Linked DNA regions of Homo sapiens: region 1 is linked to region 2. Evidence: chromatin loops called from intact Hi-C (ENCODE). Cell type or tissue: endothelial cell of umbilical vein. All regions are shown on one strand. Each heading gives the region's core, and the rest is flanking DNA. Links, peaks and the distances in the headings are about the cores only.

Region 1 (10,123 bases), core at 782-8,781, 62 kb before region 2:
AAAGAAAAAGGCACATGGTCATCTCAATAGATGCAGAAAAAGTATCTGGCAAAATCCAACATTCTTTCATGATTAAAAAAGAGACACTCAACAAATTAGGAAAGATAGAATCTTCCTCTACTAAAAAAAAAAAAGCCATCTTCAAAAATCCTGCAGCTAATGTCATAGTTGGTAGTGCAAGACTAAATGCTTTTCTCCCTGAGACCTGGAACAAGACAGGGATATTCACTCTCAACACTTCTATTCAACATTATAATGAAGGCTTCAGCCGGGCAATAAGGCAAGAAAAAAAAAAAGGCATCCAAATTAGAAAGAAAAAAGCGAAGCCATTTCTATTTGTAGGATATATGTTCTTGTATATAGAAAATCCGAAGGAACACACACACACACATACACACGCCACACTATTAGCACTAATAAATGAGTTCAACAAGGTTGCAGGATAAAAGATCAATAGGCAAAAATCAGTTGTAATGAATGAACTGTATGGTATGTGAATTACATCTCAAAAACCTGTTATAAAAATCAATTGTATCTCTATACACTAGCAATGAACATTTAAAAAATGAAATTAAGAAAACAATTCCATTTACATTAGCATCAAAAAGAACAAAATACTTAGGAATAAATTTTACAAAAGAAGTACAAGACTTATAAACTGAAAACTACAAAAAACACAGTTGAACTGTATTAAAGAAGCTTTAAATAAATGGCAAGATAACTCTGGTCATGGATCAGAAGATTTAATATTGCTAGATGGCAATACTCCTCAAATTGATAGATTCAGTGCAATCCCTATCAAAATGTCAGCTACCTTTTGTGCAGAAACTAACAAACCAAATCTGAAATTTATATGGAAATACAAGGGACCCAGAATAACCAAAGCAATTTTGATAAAGAACAATGTTTAAGGATTCCTGATTTCAAAACTGACTACCAAGCTATAGTAATTGAGACTGTGTGGTACTGGCCTAAGGGTAAACATATAGATAAATGAAATAGGATTGAAAATATGTAAATAAACCTTTATATATATTTCAATTGATTTTTCAACAAAGATGCCAGGACAATTGGATGGGGAAAAAAAATAGTCTTTTCAGCAAATGGTACTGGGACAACTGGATATCCACATGCAAAAGAATGAAGTTGGCCGTGTTCCTTATACCATACACTAAAAATAATAAAAAATGGATCACAGAAACAAATGTAGGAGTTAAAACTACTCTTAGAAGAAAATATAGACTTACTATTTAAACAGATAATAAGGGGCCTTCTCGTTTTAGCTGCAACATGAATAATGCTTGAAAGTCAACATTCCTGTCCTTACAACAACAAAAAAGCTGAACAAACTAAAAATCAGCAACTTATTGGATCCATCAGAGAACTGAGGCTGACAAGTAAACTACTACCCTGAAATCTGAAGAGACAGACGAATCCAGGGAGTCACTGCTGAGATCTGCTTGTCTGAGGCAGAAGCTGCTAGAATCATAAACTGGTAGGAACACTTAAACAGTGATTTTAACAAATTGCCAGAGGCTGAGTGCGCACTAGCTTGAAAGTGAGAAACTCCTGGTGGCCATAGTCTTGTCTGGAGCTTCATTTTTGTGGACTTTATCTTCAGGAATCCCACCAGGTTCTCATAGAGCCAAGAAAGACCTCTTAGTTGCTCTGGAAAGGGGAGAAGAAGAGTAAACATTGTGAAATACACCCAGAGCATTCTCCGTAACAAGGGCCTACTCTCTTAGGGTGTTAACTCTAAAAGGAGAAAATCAATAGGTTAGAGACAAATGAAGCATTTATTCAGAATAGGAATTGCAACCTGGGTAGTAGTCAGAGACCATACCACCCAAGAGGAGCAAGAGGCCTTACATTTATAGGAATTTATTCAGATTACATAAGTTGTTTGTCAGATTTTTCATTGGTTTACCAAACAAAGAAGGCTTTAATCATTAGTAGAATGGTGCATTTGCAACAGCTGGCAAGGAAAAATTATATACAGAATCCCTTAAAGACTGGGATCAGTTTCCTTGTATTGTTGAGAGCACAGATGTTTGCAAAGGAACTTGGTTTTCATAGTTCCCTTGTTGGTCTCACAGTTCATCAGCAGTTCAACATGGAGTAAGTAGCCCAAGATAGAGTCACTCATGTTAAGCCTGGAACTCTGCTAAGTTCACAAGGTGAACAGTCTTTACCAGAACCTTATCCTATTTTCGGGGAGGGATATTTCTGCAACTCCAGCCTCCTCTAGTCTTCCTGTCTCACTGGAGGGTTGGAGGAAGAAAAGCTAAGAAACACTTATTAAGGTCATAGCCCAGGAACACAGGCCCACTTAGACTGAGATTTAAAAATAAGTTTATAGGATACTTCCTCTCCCCCATACCTTACCACCACACCAACATGACTCCAGTATAATAACAGTGGTTTACAGCTGATAAAGCAGCAAGAAAGACAGATTCTATCTGATAAGTCGTTCTTTGGAAATCCTAAAGACAACAGGAGAGACAAAAACAAATATCCTAGAGGAATTCCAAGCCTTTGATACTAGTGGCTACAGCAAACATTAAACAGTCCAATTCCTTGTCAGATTAATATAAAACCCCATAGTAAAGGCCTATTAACTTCAGTTTTTGTTACCCACTGTCCTGTGACCAACAAAAGATTTTAAAGCATTTTAAAAGGCAAGAAAATACAAAAGCCATATGTTATCTTTGCTTTCAGTTCCCCAAAATAGAAAATGGAAGCAACACTGTTTTTTGTGCTAATTGGATACATCATAGATTACCCACCATTCAAAGTCACTGTCACTTTTTTTCCCCTTGACTGCTGATGTTGGCAACCATGATTTTTGCTGCTCACAATAATGGATCATCCAGGGGAGCATCACTCTGAGTGGACGGGGGTACTGAAGTGCAACTTAAGTGTGTTGCAATCTGGAGTGCTAACAATTCATCTTTGGGCAGGACACAGTGGCTCACGCCTGTAATCCCAGCACTTTGGGAGGCTGAGGCAGGCAGATCACCTGAGGTCAGGAGTTCAAGATCAGCCTGGCCAACATGGTGAAACCCTGTCTCTACTAAAACTACAAAAATCAGCTGGGTGTAGTTCCACATACCTGTAGTCCCACCTACTTGGGAAACTGAGGCAGGAGAATTGCTTGAACCTGGGAGGCGGAGGTTGCAGTGAGCTGAGATCATGCCACTGCACTCCAGGCTGGGTGACAGAGACAGACTCTCTCTCAAAAAAAAAAAATTAATCTTTGACTTTACCTGTGAGTTAACTGTTTTGCTTACATTGAGATAGCACTAACTTAATTTCAGTGTTGTGTATATTGGGATCATGTTTCCTAAGAGTTCAGACAATGAAAAGAGAATGAGTATAATACCAATGCCAGCATGGCCCAAATGTCACCAAAAAAGAAAAAGAGGAAAGAAAGAAAGAAAGAGAGAGACAGACAGACAGACAGACAGAGAAGGAAGGAAGGGAGGGAGGGAGGAAGGAAGGAAAGAAAGAAAGAAAGAGATATATATGGCTATTCTTTTAATGACTCGTGGAAGAACATATACAACTAGGAAGATACCCAAAATAGAACATCACCAAAAAAGAAAAAGAGAAAAAAACAAAAAGAAAAAGAAAGAAAGAAAGAAAGATAGATAGATAGATAGATAGATACATAGATAGATAGATAGATAGATAGATAGATAGATAGATAGGGCTATTCTTTTAATGACTGGTGGAAGAACTTATACAACTAGGAAGATACCCAAAATAGAACATCACCAAAAAAGAAAAAGAGGGAAGAAAGAAAGAGAAGAAAGAAAGAGAAAGAATGAAAGAAAGAAAGAAAGAAAGAAAGAAAGAAAGAAAGAAAGAAAGAAAGAAAAAGGGAAGAAGGAAGGACATACATGGCTATTCTTTTAATGACTGGCGGAAGAACATATACAACTAGGAAGATACGCAAAATAGAGCATATGACAAAATATGCAGAAAAGAATTTGGGATTGTGCATTATAAAGGAAAGGATGTGAAAGCACATATGAAGACTGAATCTCAGGAGTCCTGGAAGAGACAAGCAAGTACTTCTAAATCAATTGAAAGTGTTTTTATGACCCAAGAAGATACCAATGCTCAGTTGAACATAATAACTGGTGAATTTGCTTGGGCATACCACCCAAATGAATGCTTATCACATCAACAAATGAATGCTTATCACATCATTCATTCCCTTGATTGCTTGATGAAACAAAGTAAAATTACATTTCCTGGTTCAAAGGTTACGACTAAAATATCCCGTCGGTCAACAAAGGGAAAATTTTGTAAAAGATGTGTTGGCCTCTTAAAGGGTAGAGCTCATTTTGTCAGATCTTACCAACAATAATGTTTTCTACAGTGTATCAAGTGATACACTGAATCATGGCAACAAAAGAAAAAATCCCCATGGCTTTTAGGTACTTTGATTTGAAAAGTGAGGTTTCAAATAATCTTGATTTCTATGAATATTTTAATGAAACCAAAGAAAACATAAAACCAAATATTGCTAGCTAATATTTTGTCCAAAAACTAACTAGACTTTGCTCATCAATCTGCATTATTGGCAATGAAAATGTAAATTTTGGCATGTTTCATTCAGTCTGTGAACTTCTTATCAAAGAAAATGAAAAGATCTTACCCACTAAATGTCTTCCATATGTTGTACTGTGAAGGGTATGATTTGCTAGCCTGTGACATTGAGGCTTTTATAATAAAAGTTTGGGGTCACTTTTTAATTTCCTGAAAACATACAGAAGCACTGAATGAGACTTCTGACTTTATGGAAATGGAAGAAGATATCCTCCTTAGACATGTACCTGAGTTATTTGATATTATATGTAGGTTGTGACAAAGACGTGTATGGTAAAAAATGACATTTGGGAAGAAATAAGACTGACTCAGAACTCAAAAATATGTCACCAGAAAGGAGCATACAAGTTAAACAGTACTAAAATTATAATTTATTTGTAATCTATGCTCAGTTTAAGTTCAGATTACCTCAGTGCTTTAAAAACATTTTCCCTGAGAAAGAGAAGTTTAACTTATAATGACATTCAATGTGCTTTAGATAATCTATCTATAAACAGGATATTTTAGATATGGAGACCCTACATGATGAATTTATAGATGCAAAGGGCCTAAATGACAAACAGTTAGTCTACCAAAATAGGTCTACAGATACAAAGTGAGTGGACAGTTTTGAAAAGCTGGAAACCAATTCCTACAAGTCTAAATACCTGCCGTTGCTAATAAGTAAAGTCTAAATACAGTCATCCCTTTGTATCATGGAGGATTGTTTCCAGGATCTCCTACAGATACCAAAATCTGCATATGCTCAAGTCCTGTTGTAAAATGGCATAGTGTTTGCATATAACCTATGCATATCCTCCAGTATGCTTTAAGTCATCTCTAGATTACTTATAATACCTGATACAATGTGAATGCTATGTAAAAAGTTGTAAGACTATATTGTTTAGGGAATGATGACAAGGAAAAAAGTCTGCACGTGTTTGGTACAGATGCATTTTTTTCCTAAATATTTTCCATCCTCAGTTGGTTAAATCCACGGATGTGGAGCCCACACAAACAATGCCAACTGTATTCCATGCTGAAAACATTTTTGTTGACAGGATATCTAACTTGATGTCATTGCATTGGAATGATACCAGGAGCAGTGTAATGTGGGCTTGATAAGAGCAGATCTGAAAGTCAAAGGGAATTTCGCATTTAAGTGAGAATACACTGTTTAATCACTACATCAAAGAAAGATATCTCAAAGGCTGCAGGCAGTTCAGAGAAGTATTATTGGAAAAAGAAACAGGAAGAGCAAAAATATCCTACTTTATCATGGGACACTAAGAAATATGTCATTGTTAGTTTTTAATAAATATTTACATTGATCTTTTAAAAGGTCTTATCTATAACCTAAGAATATACAATAATAATATGACATATAAAACTTAAATATCCACTAAAGAGCTAAAATGTGTATCAGAGGAGAGAAACATTATAAAAAAATTACTTTTCTCACACATACTATTAATCTGTTCTACTATTACTACTAATTGCCACTGTTAACTAGTCCTGTTGTTGTTTTGCCTAATCACCTGTATGTAACAGCAAAGTAAATAATATAGAATAATAAAAATGTTAAACACTTTTCATATTTCATTTTAAAATAATATGTGTATGTAATTATTATATGTTAGACTATTTTTTGGTCTGGTATATCTGTGTCCTAGATTGGCTCTAAAAATGTTGGTTACCTTAGTGTACCTGTCACTGTCTTTCATAGATCCTAACATAGATAAATTCAGTTCTGGAATGTTTAACATTTATTAGATAGATTAGGTATTTATATTGTTTGCTGTTCTCTTGAAACAGTTTAATTTAAAGGCTTCCAGGGGAAATATGTATGCATATATTTTGTGTGTCTGAATGAAACAATGGTAGGTTAATTGAAGATAAGCTCAATTAAACTAGCCATTAAATATATGAAGTAATTGTCAAGAAAGTTAAAAATTAAGTTTTATTGATTTTTAAGACCTAACTTCAGATATTTTATGGTATATTCTCTTTTTTAGTGAAAATACCTGAACGAGCCCCTTCTTGGCTTCTAAAAAAATATTTGAGGTAGGAGAACTGTACTTGATTTCTTCTACCTGACTACCTTACACCTTTTCCTCTGTCTTATAAGATTTTGATTTTGAATTAAAGCAACAGGTAAAAGTGACTTTTTGGATAACCATTGCTAATCAGATGTCTCCTCATATTCTACATAGTATCTGTGACTAGGTCAGTTTTATACACAGTGCCCCACAAGATGTGTTTTAGCAGGTTCTGGGAAGATTTCGCTATCCCCAGACTACCCCAATAGATGCTTTAAAATCTAGTTAGATATTTATTTCTGTGCATTTAGCATTGTATTGTCTGAGTTTCTCTTTTTTTTTTTTTTTTTTTTTTTGAGATGGAGTCTCGGTCTGTCGCCCAGGCTGGAGTGCAGTGGCATGATCTCAGCTCACTGCAAGCTCCGCCTCCCAGGTTCACGCCATTCTCCTGCCTCAGCCTCCCGAGTAGCTGGAACTACAGGCACCCGCCACCATACCTGGCTAATTTTTGTATTTTTAGTAGAGATGGGGTTTCACCGTGTTAACCAGGATGGTCTCGATCTCCCGACCTCGTGATCTGCCTACCTCAACCTCCCAAAATGCTGGGATTACAGGCGTGAGCCACTGCACCCGAGTTTCTCTTTAAAAAAAAAAAAAACACTGGTGGCATAAGATAATTATCTAGCACTTTAGAATGAATGACAATCAAATGCTTTACTATCCATTGCAGCAACTGGAGCACTGGTCATGGGGGGATAAAACTAATACTAAAAACTGGAGAAAGAAGAGAATGGGAAGTCAAATATAACAGACAAACTTTATAGTTTTGTCTAAACCAGTAATTATTATATCTCTATCACCCTTGGCAAGTTTCCCCTTACTTAGGAATAATATAAACAACTGTCTGGATGGTGGAATAGGTAACCATAGGTAAGTATTTGAGAACCAACTAGATTTGTACAACAGAGAGACCATGGTATATCCTCTCTTCCTTCCTGGCTTCTCTTCTAAGAACTCAGTTTCTGTTAAATAAAATGGGTTCTGATGAAAGATGTAGACTCTCTTGCCCCAGAAATATAGAAATTTAGGTAAGAGACCAACATGTAAAGCATCTTTGGGCCTACTTTCACTTGGATCTAGAATTGGTTATTTTAAACTGACTTAATTTTTTAAAATGTATTATTTATCATGTCTTATGGAAAGAAATAAAATGATATATCAAGACAAAAGAAGGTAATAGAAAAAGTACTGCAGTTAGAAGATGTGAATGCTACACCCACCTCTGCCCCTTACTAGTTATGTGATCTTGAGCAAATAGCTTAACCTCTCTGATTCCCCTTATGTAACATGGGAATAACATTGGCCATCCTGCCTACATCATGAGACTGATCAGAGCACCAAGTATGATAGTGTATTAAAAGACTTTGCATACCCTGAGGTGTAATATGCAAATATAACATGGCTATTACATTACTCTTACATGAGTAGCTTACTGTTGACAATGAAATCAGAGGACCCAATTTTTTTCATCTCCCAAAGTATGACTCAGAGTCATAGCAAAGACCAACACAAACATTTTTTAGAAATCAGTGAGAGGCCAATCTAGGAAAAAAATTCCCCTCAAGGGAACTGATTTGTATGGAAACTGTTTCAAAGTGACATCCCTGCAGTCTCCTATGGGCAAACAAACTTCTACTTGGACTGAGAAGACAAGGATACCAACAGAAGGTTGTTACTTGTTTTTATTGTTTAAGATTTTCATGCATACAAAGATGGTTTTCACTATATCATCATTAACATATCCTATGAAACTTGGATTATGGGAACTACTTTTGTAAAAGGATGAGATTGATAGCTATTTTAGTCCTGTCTGTGAAAAATACTTGCTTTATTTAATTTGTATATGAGTTGAATATAGAAGGAAATTATTTCAGTTTAATATAGCCTTAAAAAAAAAACTTAATTGCTGTATTCCTAATACCTTCCTGTTACTTGATGCCTTTCATCCTCACCACCACCCGCCAAGAAAATAAAAAGACATTCTGGTCACTTCTGCTTCCTAGACATGGGGTTTTCAGTTGAAAACCATCTTTTACTTCATCACTCTTTAGAGTGGCCCTTAACTAATTGAAGACTAATATAGTTCATAGTTTCTGTCTTGGGATATTTCTATACTGAAGTGCCCAACAGAAGGGCAGAAAAGATTGGCCCAGCCTTGATTCCATCATGGTTGATATGGTTTGCCTGTGTCCCCACCCAAATCTCATCTTCAATTATAGCTCCCATAATTCCCACATGTTGTGGGAGGGATTCCATGAGAGATAATTGAATCATGGAGGCGGCGTCCCCCATGCTGTCCTCATGATAGTAAATAAGTCTCACGAGATCCGTTGGTTTTATAAGGGGTTTCCGCTTTCGCTTTGCTCTCATTCTCTCTTGCCTGCTTCCATGTAAGACGTGCCTTTTGCCTTCCACCATGATCGTGAGGCCTCCCTAGCCACATAGAATCGTGATTCCATTAAACCTCTTTTCCTTTATAAATTACCCAGTCTGGAGAATGTCTTTATCAGCAGCATAAAAACAGACTAATACAATGGTAATTCATGTTAGTTTAAATTATAGTAAGTAAGGCTAAAGTCAAATTCACCGCTCCAAATCTGTGATTACTTAAATATTATCTGCTGAGCTTCAATGGAACATAAAGTTTCTTCATTAGGTCTAAAAATTGGACTACCATGGAAATTATACTTATATTTTCTTCTGTTTCTGGAATGAATTGACATTTTTAGTTTACCTTCCCTAAAGTGTTTTATAAAAAACAGTCATTCTATTCATTAATTCTTAAAAAATGTTAATAATATCAAAGATAATAATATGGAATAATTGGCCAATAAAATTTTATACTCCATTGACATAATCCAAAGCATTGAAACAATGCATCTCAAAATATGCACCACACTTACTCATGTTCTCAGTATTATGTGGCTATGACAAGCCAGTAGACCATTTCATGAAGGCTTAAATTTTCACCAAGAGTACTTTCAGTATGAGAGAACTTTGGTCCTTTCTCTTGTGGTTTTTTTTTTTTCATTGCTCTAATGCTTGGAAGGTTTTACCCCATCTCCCATCTCCAGATCATAAAATGATCATCTATTTGGCTCTTAAATATTCATATAAAAATTAACCCTAACCCTTGTCTTACACCATAGCAAAAAAAAATTAACTCAAAATGGATCATAGATCTAAATATCTAAGCTAAAATCATAAAAACTTATAGGAAAAAGCATGGGAGAGAATCTTTATGGTCTTGGAATAAGAAAAGACTCCTCAAATAGTACTCATAAACACCAATTATAAAAGAAAAACTTGGTAAATGAACTTCATCAAAATCATTCTCTTTAAAAGACACTGTTAAGAAAATTAAAATGCATGGGACATATTGGAAAAAAATTACCAAATGTACAACCAATAAAGGCCTTGTTTTATAC
Region 2 (10,123 bases), core at 649-8,648:
TTGTTGGGTAGAATGTTTTATAAGTCCATTTGGTCTAAAGTTCAATTTAAGTACAATGTTTCTTTGTTAATTTTCTGTCCCAATGATCTGTCTAGTGTTGTGAGTGGAGTGTTAAAAGTCCCCTACAGTTATTGTATTGCTGTCTACCTCTTTCTTTAGTGATATTTGTTTTGTTAATCTGGGTGCTTCAATGTTGGGTACATATATATTTAGGACTATTATATCGTCTTGCTGAATTTATCCCTACATCATTATACAATGACCTTATCTTTTTTCTTACTATTTTTAATTTAAAGTCATCTGTTTTATCAGATATAAGTATAGCTATGCCTGCTTGCTTTTGGTTTATAATTACATGGAATATCTTTTTCCACCCCTTTGTTTTCAGTCTATATGTCTTTATGGGTAAGGTTAGTTTCTTGTAAGCAGCATGGATCATGTTTTTTCATCCACTCTGCCAATCTGTATCTTTTAAGTGGAGCATTTAATCCATTTACATTCAAGGTTAATATGGATCTGTGAGACTTTGTTTCTGTTATATTGTTTATTGTTTTCAGGTTGTTTTATAGACTCTTTGTCTTTGCCTTTTTGACTTTGTGTTTTGATGAAACTCTGTCATGTTGCCATTTGATTCCTTTCTCTTCCTTTGTATGATTGTTTTATACAAACTATGAGTTTTATACTTCTGTATGTTTTTGTGATGGTGAATATCAACCTTTTGGCTGGGCATCGTGGCTCATGCCTTTAATCCCAGTGCTTTGGGATGCTAGGCAGGGGGATTAATTGATGCCAGGCAGGGGCATTAATTGATGGAAGGTGGTCAAGACCAACCGGGGCAAAATAGCAAGATCTTGTCTCTACAAAAAAATTAAAAATTAACCGGGCATGGTGGCACATGTCTGTATTTCTAGCTACTCAAAAGGCTGAGGCAGGAAGATTGCTTGAGCCCACGAGGTCAAGGCTGCAATGAACTGTGATTGCACTACTGTATTCCAGGTTGAGTGACAAAGCAAGACCCTCTATCAAAAATAATTAATTAAAAACACCATTCATTTCAGTGTTTAAGATCCTTTTGAGCATTTCCTGTAGTACCAGTCTAGTGGTGACAAATTCCCTCAGCATTTGCTTGTATGGGAAGGACTTTATTTCTCCTTTTATAAAGCTTATTCTGGCAGGATACAAAATTCTTGGCTGACAGACACACTGTTTTTTTTTTTCCCTTTAGCACTTTGAAAATGCCATCCCATTGTTTTCTGGCATGTAAGAATTCTGCTGAAAAGTCCTCAATTGGTCTGATGAGATTTGGGATTTCCTTTATAGGTGACTAGTCACTTTTGCTAATTTTAAAATTCTTTCTTTCACTTGACTTCAGACATTTTGAATATGCCATGGTGAGGTCCTTTTGCAATGTATTTTCCTGGGGATCACTGGGCCTCCTGTATCTGGATGTCTATTTCTTTAAATATGTTTTCTAAACTTTCTAATCTCTCTTCCCCCTCAGAAATACCAATAATTCATAAGTTCAGTTGCTTCTTGCAGTCCCAGACATCTCAAAGGCTTTATTCATTCTTTTTTATCCTTTTTTCCTCATTTTTGTCTGACTGGATTATTTCAAAAGTCCTGTCTTCGAGTTCTGAGATTCTTTCTTCTGCTTGGTGTAGTCTACTGTTGAAGTTTTTGAGCATATGGTGTATTTCCTTCAATGAATTTTTTAGTTCCAGAATTTCTGCTTGTTTTTATTTAAGATGTCTATCTCCTTGATAAATTTCTCATTTATATCCTGGATTAATTTTCTGATTTCTTTGTATTAGTTTTCAGATTTCTCTTGCACTTCATTGAGCTTCTTTAAAATCAATATTTTGAATTCTTTATCTAGCATTTTGAAGAATTCTCTTTGATTGGGATCTGCTGCTGCTGGACAGCTGTTGTGGTTCTTTGATGATTGTTACGGTTTGACTGTGTCCCCACCCAAATCTCAACTTGAATTGTAGCTCCCATAATTCCCACATGTTGTGAGAGGGGACGCCAGGGGAGGTAACTGAATCATGGGGGCTGGTCTTTCCCATGCTATTCTCGTGATAGTGAATAAGTCTCATGAGAACCGATGGGTTCATCAGGGTTTCTGCTTTTGCTTCCTCCTCATTTTCTCTTGCCACCACCATATAAGAAGTGTGTTTCACCTCCTGCCAGGATTCTGAGGCCTCCCTAGCCATGTGGAACTGTAAGTCCAATTAAACCTCTTTTTCTTCCCAGTCTCAGGTATGTCTTTATCAGCAGTGTGAAAATGGACTAATACAATGGTGTCATGTTTCTCTGCTTTTACATGTTTCCTGTATCCTTCCATTGATTTCTTTGCGTCTGGTGTAGCAGTTGCTTGTTCCAATTTTTTGAAATTGCTTTTATAAGGGAGAATTTTTTCCTGAGGATATATGCATGTTGTTAAGATGCTTTGACTTTGATTTTGGATGCCTGCAGTCGTGTGATCTTTCTATGACTTCTTCGGCATAGGGTCAGTGTTCTCTGTGATTTCCTCAGTGGGATAGAGTATGGTAATTAGCTGAGACTAAGTCCCCAGAAGTTTAGCTGGGACTTGGATGCCAACTGAGCAGCCTTTGGACCCCAGTGGTGGCAACAGTGGGGTAAGTGTGCCCTTTTTAGGCCCCACAGCAGCTTACGCTGCTCTGGTGGTTAGTGGGTCTTGGAGGGCTGATTCTTGGGCCTCCACATGGCTTGCTTAGAAGCTAGTAGTGGGAGTGGTGAGCCCAGTGTGTGGGCATGATCTCTAGCCCCTGAGCAGGTGGTGTCATGTGAGTGATGGCAGTAGCACTGTTGAAGCAGCCAACTGGGATCCAAGCAGTCCATGTTGGTGTTGCTGGAAGCTGTGATGGGTTGGGTGAGCTACTCCCCAGTCTCACAGCCACCTGTAGCAGGGTGGTGGGCACTGTTCTAAGTGTGCTTAGGAGAGCTTGGTCTTCCCTGTCCCTTTCCTACCAGGGTGGCAGCTGCAGCCACATTGCCTGATTGTTAATTCAGACTGGTTATGAATCAGCATTAAACTCTCAAAATGGTGCCAGCTGTGGGCTTGTGAACAGAGAAGGTGGGGCCCCTATCAGGTGAGCAGCATGGTCAAGAAGCTGTAGGGAGGGTGGTCTACTTGAGTCTCGGTCTCACAGCAACCCGTAGCAGGCACTGGGTATTGTCCTAGGTATGTGCGGGAGAGCATAGATTCCTTGTTTCTCCTTGACTGGGCAGCAGCTTCAGCCACATCAAGTTGAACTCAGCAAGAAGGTGGGGCACAGCCCAGCATTAAACTCTCAAAATGGCACCTTGGGCCTGTGACCAGGAGGGCAGGGGTCCCTCCAGGCAGGCAGCATGGGCAAGAAGCTGTAGGGAAGGCAGTCTGCTCACATTTCAGTCTCAACAGCAGCATGTTGCAGAGCAGTGGGTATTGACCTAGATGTGCATAGGACAGCCTGATTTCCCTGTTAATCCTTGGCTGGGTGGCAGCTACAGCTGCACCAGCCCAATCTCAGTTCCAGGGAGGGGTGCTGCCCAACATTAAACTCTCAAAATAGCACCTGGAGCCTGAGACCAGAGAGGGAGGAGCACCTCACAAGTAAGCAGCATTGGCAACAAGCTGTGGAACACACAGGATGGCCACATCTCGGTCTCACAGCAGCCCATGGCAGGGCAGGGGGTCTTGTCCTAGATATGTGTAGGATGGCCTGATTTCCCTATCCTTCCTTAGCCAAGAGGCAGCTACAGCCTCATCAGCCCAAACTCAGGCTGGGAGGGGAATGCAGCCCAGCATTAAACTCTCAAAATGCTACCTTGGGCCTGGGATCAGAGAGTGTCCCTCCCAGACAAGCAGTGTGGAAAAGAAGCTGTGGGGAGGGGTGTCTACTCACATCTGTCTCAATAGCAGCCCACAGCAGGGCAGCAGACCCTCCCAGGGGTGCATGGGAGCACCTGCTCTCCCGTCTCCCTCCTTGAAGCAGCTCGGCAGCAAGAGCCATGTCTGTAGAGTCCCAGTATCTAGGCTCTCAAAATGGCACCCTGCTGAGGCTGCTCCAGGTTCAGATGCATGTGAGATTTTGTATTGGTTTCCTTTCTGGAGCAATGCCTCTGTGCAATGTTTAGGCAGCTCCGAATGTCAGGCCCAGGCCCTGGCCCAGTGGGTCGAGGTTTCCTTCCGTGGCCAAGATTATAAAAGTTTGTTTTGGAGCCCTAGGGGGTTCTCTCTTACTGTTTCCCCACATCAGGAGCCTCTCCCGACTCTCAGTCGGTTCCCAGCTGGGCAAGCTGCCTCGAATCCTCTCCTTACTTCTCATGTTTCCCATATCTTTTCTGGTTTATCCTAGCATTCTCTCCTAGACAATCTGTTCAAAATGGATCCACTTACTATTCTGGTTTCTCACCATGGTGGAGGCACATACTACCTGTGTTTAGATAGCCATCTTGATCCTTTCGAAAATTTACTCTTTCAATAAGAACCTGACAAATACATAATTTAGAATTAAATGATACAATATTTGTGTCTCTTTCAGCCGCCATCCCATTCTCCCTTATTAGTATGAAAATGTTAGAGGTGCTTAAACCAACAAAAAAGCTGCCTTAAATTAATCTCCTGAGAATACTTTCCTTCTATTTCCCTAACTAGGAATTTGTATCGCCTTTAAGCAGAAATCATCTCCCTCCTAAGGCCCTGCTCAGGCTGTAACTCTTGAGTGACAGTGGTCAAGTTACATGCTGACCTGGAATCTAAATCTGCATCTTGTTCCAGAGGACCTAGTGCAGCAAAGCATTATACTTTACTGTCACAACTAAGATGGCAAAAGGCTAACAGCCTTTATTTTTAAAGGGTTCATACAGACCAACAAACAAAAACTGAAACTCAAAATTATTTTTAAAATAGCAAAAGAACTGACAGCACTTCACAAAAGAAGAAATACAGATGGTCAACAAACACTTGAAAATGTTAAACTTTACTTATTATGAAGAAAAACTATCAATGATTCATCATTTGTCATTATCAAAGAATAAAAGACTCAAGAATATGCAATACTGGGGAGGATGGGATGAGACAGGCACTCTCTGAAACTGCTGGTGGAAACATAAGTTGATTCACAAAAATATTCACCATAGCATTCATAGCATTATAAAATAATGTTACAAAGCATCTATGTATAAACTATAAACTATGATACAGCTATATGCAGCCCTTAATGTTTAGGAACCATTTCTAGTTCACATAGAATGATGTTCACAAAGTGGGATACAAACATATATATTTATGTAATCCCAACAGTGTAAAACAATAGTGTAAAAAGAAGTGTGCTGTTCAGAGTGGTTATTTCTACGACCTGAAGTATAGATGACTTTTAGTCTTTTCTCTGCACTTTCATGTATTTTCTAGTTTCCTACAATCAGCATGTGTTATTATAAACAGGAAAAGGTTTATCTAAAAATGGCCACAGTGACTCAGCAGTCTCCCCTTTGCCCTCTGAAGGAAACACTGGCTTATCATTAAAGGACATTTAAAAGCTCATTGTGGTGGAAGTGTCATTACCAGGATTGTTTAAGAAAAGAAAAACAAAAACCAGGGAAGGCCCATGGGGAAGTAGAGAAGAGTGTCATGGGGTTTCCAACCAAAGATCCATATGCTGTCACTGCAAAATGTTTAGGGAAAGAAGCGAGGACTGACTTCCACCCTCTCCATACACAAGTTCCTGAATTCTGTCCATAGTTCAACAGAAAGCATGGATGGGCCATGCCAGCACTGTGCTGAGCATGCATACGACATTAAACACAACCCTCCCTCAGGCAGCTCTGCTGTCCTAAGATGTGTAACCAGGATTCGTACATGAAAGAACTCAGGGAGCCTATGTAGCATTTTCATTCGCTCATTTAAAAAAAAAAAACAAAAAAAAGAGCCCCTACTGTGTATCAAAATAACAAAACTGAAGACTGTTCCTCAGAGACATGACACTAGAGTGGAGAATAAATCCTAATTTATAGCTAAACCAGAGTGTGGGCTGAAGGAGCCCAGGAATGCTCTTGCTGCATGGATCAGATTTAGAGAAGCAGAAAGTAGAGTAGGACTCTAGGAGCTGGGGGGTGGCTGAGGATGGGCAGATGGGAATGTATTCATACACAGCCTGAGCAGCTGAGCAGGTGCTGGACTGCACAAGGCAAGAGGGGAAGCTGGGCCTCACCAGAGAATTCCAAGTTCAAGTTCCAAGTCGCACCAGATGATGGCGAGCCTCATAAGAGCTGGGACTGAATATAAAAAGGTGAGAGGCCACCACCTTCTCCACATGCCTGGTCCTGGGCTTCTTGGCTCGTTTTGTTTTGCTCTACATTAAAAGGTCAGTTGAGAGAAAATGAGGAAGTCAAAACAAAGGCTCCTGGCGTCTGGCAGGAGCTGCCGCAAGGTGGCTGATGCAATCTCCCCGAGGAGCCACATTAATTTTTAAAAAGGCAGCTGTTTTCAAAGCAAAACGTTTAATAATTTTTTTTGGAACCCCAGTGTAACAGAATTCAAATGGGAAAAGTGAGAGGGAGTGTTTAAACAAAGGCATCCCCAAGTCCCTTCCCAGTTGGTCCTGAACAATGGAGGAGGTCAAACCTTCTTTTCCACAGCATGATGGTATAAATCAGGGAAGTCCTGGAAATCTATTCCACACCCTAAAATACCCAAACCCATTAAAAGCACAGATATAGGCTTTTACAAACATTTACTAAATAAGCAAAACCATACAAAATATGTTCCCGTCGGCAATTTTTCCCATACCATGGACTCAAATGGTTAAAACTCCTTATCATCCCAGACTAATGCCACCTTTTCAATTCCCAATAATTCCTTCCGTAACAAGCATCATTGCTCCAAGAATCTCTCAACTACATTCAAACCCGAGTCTTCAGACCCTTGGCCCTCTGGGACCTCCAGAGCCTTTGACAGTGCCACCCAAGGCAGCAGCCAGGGCTTCTGCTGGGACAGCCCCTCACTCCTCCACTCTGACTGTCCCCACTGGGCTTCTCTGGAGCAGAAGCCACGGGCAGAACTGGGCAGACTGCCCAGTGCTGCTGAGTCCAGAGAAGCGGCATCTGAGGGGAGGCGGTGGCAGTGTGGACCCCACCCTTACTGTATTCACAGGCCCCAGCTCTCCATCAGCCAGCCTGCCCAGGTCTCTGCCAAAGAAGTCGCTGGTCAATCTTCATTCTCATTTTTGGCATACACCTAGGTCCTTTGAATGGAGCTGCCCTCTCTCTCAGCCTGTTCCATGTTCTTTATTTTCCCCACTTGGTCCCTTTCTGTAACAAATGCAGTGTGTAGAATGAGACAGACCTTCCAGTCAGCTCTGGGAAAGAGGAGGGAGCTGTTCCCCCAGAGGGGTCCCCTCAGAAACTGATCATCAGGGCTGTGTAGCCTTCAGGTCCCTTCCCAGGGCCACGACTCATTTTGCTGCTGAACACCACCTGGGACTCCCTGCTGGGGCTTCCAGGAGGCCATTTGGTATCATGGCCCCAGTACCTTGTGCCTCACAAAGCTTGAAGCTCTGTGTTCCTAGTCACTTCCTGGTGAATGCTGTTGTATTAGTCCATTTTCATACTGCTATGAAGAGATACCCAGTAATTTGAAAAGAAAAAGAGGTTTAATGGACTCATAGTTCCACATGGTTAGGGAGGCCTCACAATCATGGTGAAAGGCAAAGGAAGAGCAAAAGCACATCTTACATGGCAGCAGGCAAGAGAACATGTGCAGGGGAAATGCCCTTTATAAAACCATCAGATATCATGAGACTCACTACCATGAGTACAGTATGGGGGAAACCCACCCCCATGATCCAATTACCTCCCACTGGGTCCCTCCCACAATGTGGGGATTATGGGAGCTATAATTCAAGATGAGATTTGGGTAGGGACACAGCCAAACCATATCAGCCGAAACTTATCCCATACTGGAAAATACACATATGTAAAATACAGTGTGCAGACCACTGTTTCAGAGACCAACTGGACAAAGCCCTTCTGATTTAAAACGGAGTGAAAAGAATTTTTTAAAAGAGTATAACAAAGTGGGCACTTTTATATACAATTAGAGGGACTATGATTAGCAAATTTTCTGTAGGCCAGTTAGGCAGTATTTAGCAAGATCACTAAAAGATATTTCTACCCTTGATCCAATGATTGCACTTATAGGTAGATCACCTGAGAAAAATCAGATTCCAAACACGATTCACACAGCGTCTTCACTTATAATGGTGAAAAGTGGAAACAATTTGTCTAGTAATAGTGTAATGGATGATCCCACATGAACTATTGCACAGCCATTGATCATGTTTTTGAAGAATATTTAACAGCTTTGAAAAATGTTTACTAAATCTAGTGAAAAAACATTACATTCAACATCATGATTATGTAAAAATACATCAGTACAGGAAGAAAATATTGGTAGAATATTAACAGTGGTTTTATGTGTATGATGGGATAAAAGGTTATCTTTTTTATTATTATTTTTAAAATATCTTCTGGCCAGGCATGGTGGCTCATGCCTGTAATCCCAGCACTTTGGGAGGCCAAGGTGGGTGGATCATTTGAGGTCAGGAGTTCAATCAAGACCAGCCTGGCCAACATGGTGAAACCCATCTCTACCAAAAATACAAAAATTAGCCAGGCATGGTGGCGGGTGCCTGTAGTCCCAGCTACTCGGGAGGCTGAGGCAGGAGACTTGCTTGACCCCGGGAGGCAGAGATTGCAGTGAGCCAAGATCGCACCACTGCACTCCAGCCTGGGTGACAGAGTGAGGCTCCATCTCAAAAACAAACAAACAAACAAAAACGTCTAAGTTTTCTATAATTCATACTACCATTGTCAGGAAAAAATATGTATTAGTTTTTAAAGTAATGAGTATATGATGGGATTTCATCACCAGGTGACATCTTGTCTTGACCCAGTAATGAGTTCCCAGAGCACTGCAGGTAAAATCAGAGTGGGTGTGTCAGTGGTCCTTGACCCAGGCTCACCTTCGAATGAGCTTCAGAGCTTCAGAAACACACCAGTGCCCAGCCCGAAGCACATAAGTTGAGCTCTGATTGATCTGTGGCCCAGCAATGGGTAGTTCTTACAGCTCCCCAGGTGGTTGTCTTGGCAGCTGTGGTGAAAACCAATAGCTTCCTCCACCTTCAGGTCTCCATTAAGGGTGGGCCTTGCCCTTCACCTCAGTCAAAACCCACCTTCAAAAAAGATCTGAGAAATCCCCTCACTAATGTTTCCAATGGCTTGTTGTATTTGGACTGGAGCAAAGCCTTTGGCTAAAGAGCACTTCACTCAGTTTAAGATGTTTCACACTTTCAAAGCTGCTTGGGAGAGACTTTTCCTCCTGACCTCAAATCAGAGGGCAGCTAATGACTTATTTGCAAATAGGTCCTGGCAGGAGGTTACCTCAGACTTCTGGTCCTTGGTGGAGGGCAGGGTAGGAGGGAAACTTGCCATGAGTTTGTAAGAAATGCCAAAGGGAGAACATGAGCTTGTCTGGACACAGGGAACAAGCAAGGGAGAGATGGACTGACTGCTGTGACTTCCCCGCAGGTCCCCCGGCAGAGGGCAGTAGAGATGGCCGGCCCAAGGCCTCGGTGGCGCGACCAGCTGCTGTTCATGAGCATCATAGTCCTCGTGATTGTGGTCATCTGCCTGATGTTTTACGCTCTTCTCTGGGAGGCTGGCAACCTCACTGACCTGCCCAACCTGAGAATCGGCTTCTATAACTTCTGCCTGTGGAATGAGGACACCAGCACCCTACAGTGTCACCAGTTCCCTGAGCTGGAAGCCCTGGGGGTGCCTCGGGTTGGCCTGGGCCTGGCCAGGCTTGGCGTGTACGGGTCCCTGGTCCTCACCCTCTTTGCCCCCCAGCCTCTCCTCCTAGCCCAGTGCAACAGTGATGAGAGAGCGTGGCGGCTGGCAGTGGGCTTCCTGGCTGTGTCCTCTGTGCTGCTGGCAGGCGGCCTGGGCCTCTTCCTCTCCTATGTGTGGAAGTGGGTCAGGCTCTCCCTCCCGGGGCCTGGGTTTCTAGCTCTGGGCAGCGCCCAGGCCTTACTCATCCTCTTGCTTATAGCCATGGCTG

What was found. Peaks named below come from ENCODE experiments on the same cell type or tissue, not always from the same donor. Only the 100,000 strongest peaks of a DNase experiment are listed, where the experiment ranks them.
Region 1: a loop joins it to region 2, with 2.2 times the contacts of the local background. A loop is called at or near these places in 3 of 110 quality-filtered maps.

The regions. Positions count from the first base shown.
Region 1 is chr7:135,092,915-135,103,037 of GRCh38, forward strand. The region is part of intron 15 of AGBL3 (AGBL carboxypeptidase 3); the gene reads left to right. It also overlaps a transcript of CYREN not described here. Among named protein-coding and RNA genes, the nearest start is that of TMEM140, 50 kb to the right of the region's middle. In endothelial cell of umbilical vein, for the core only: no CTCF peak of the experiment used is centred there; DNase peaks (open chromatin) are centred at 2,097 and 5,647; H3K27ac peaks cover 650 bases.
Region 2 is chr7:135,154,827-135,164,949 of GRCh38, forward strand. It overlaps TMEM140 (transmembrane protein 140), which reads left to right. Exons shown (of 2, transcript NM_018295.5): 2 at 9,592-10,123. The coding sequence starts at 9,616. It also overlaps a transcript of CYREN not described here. Among named protein-coding and RNA genes, the nearest start is that of CYREN, 11 kb to the right of the region's middle. RefSeq lists enhancers at 6,270-6,359, 6,440-6,489. In endothelial cell of umbilical vein, for the core only: no CTCF peak of the experiment used is centred there; DNase peaks (open chromatin) are centred at 5,515 and 6,365; H3K27ac peaks cover 2,276 bases.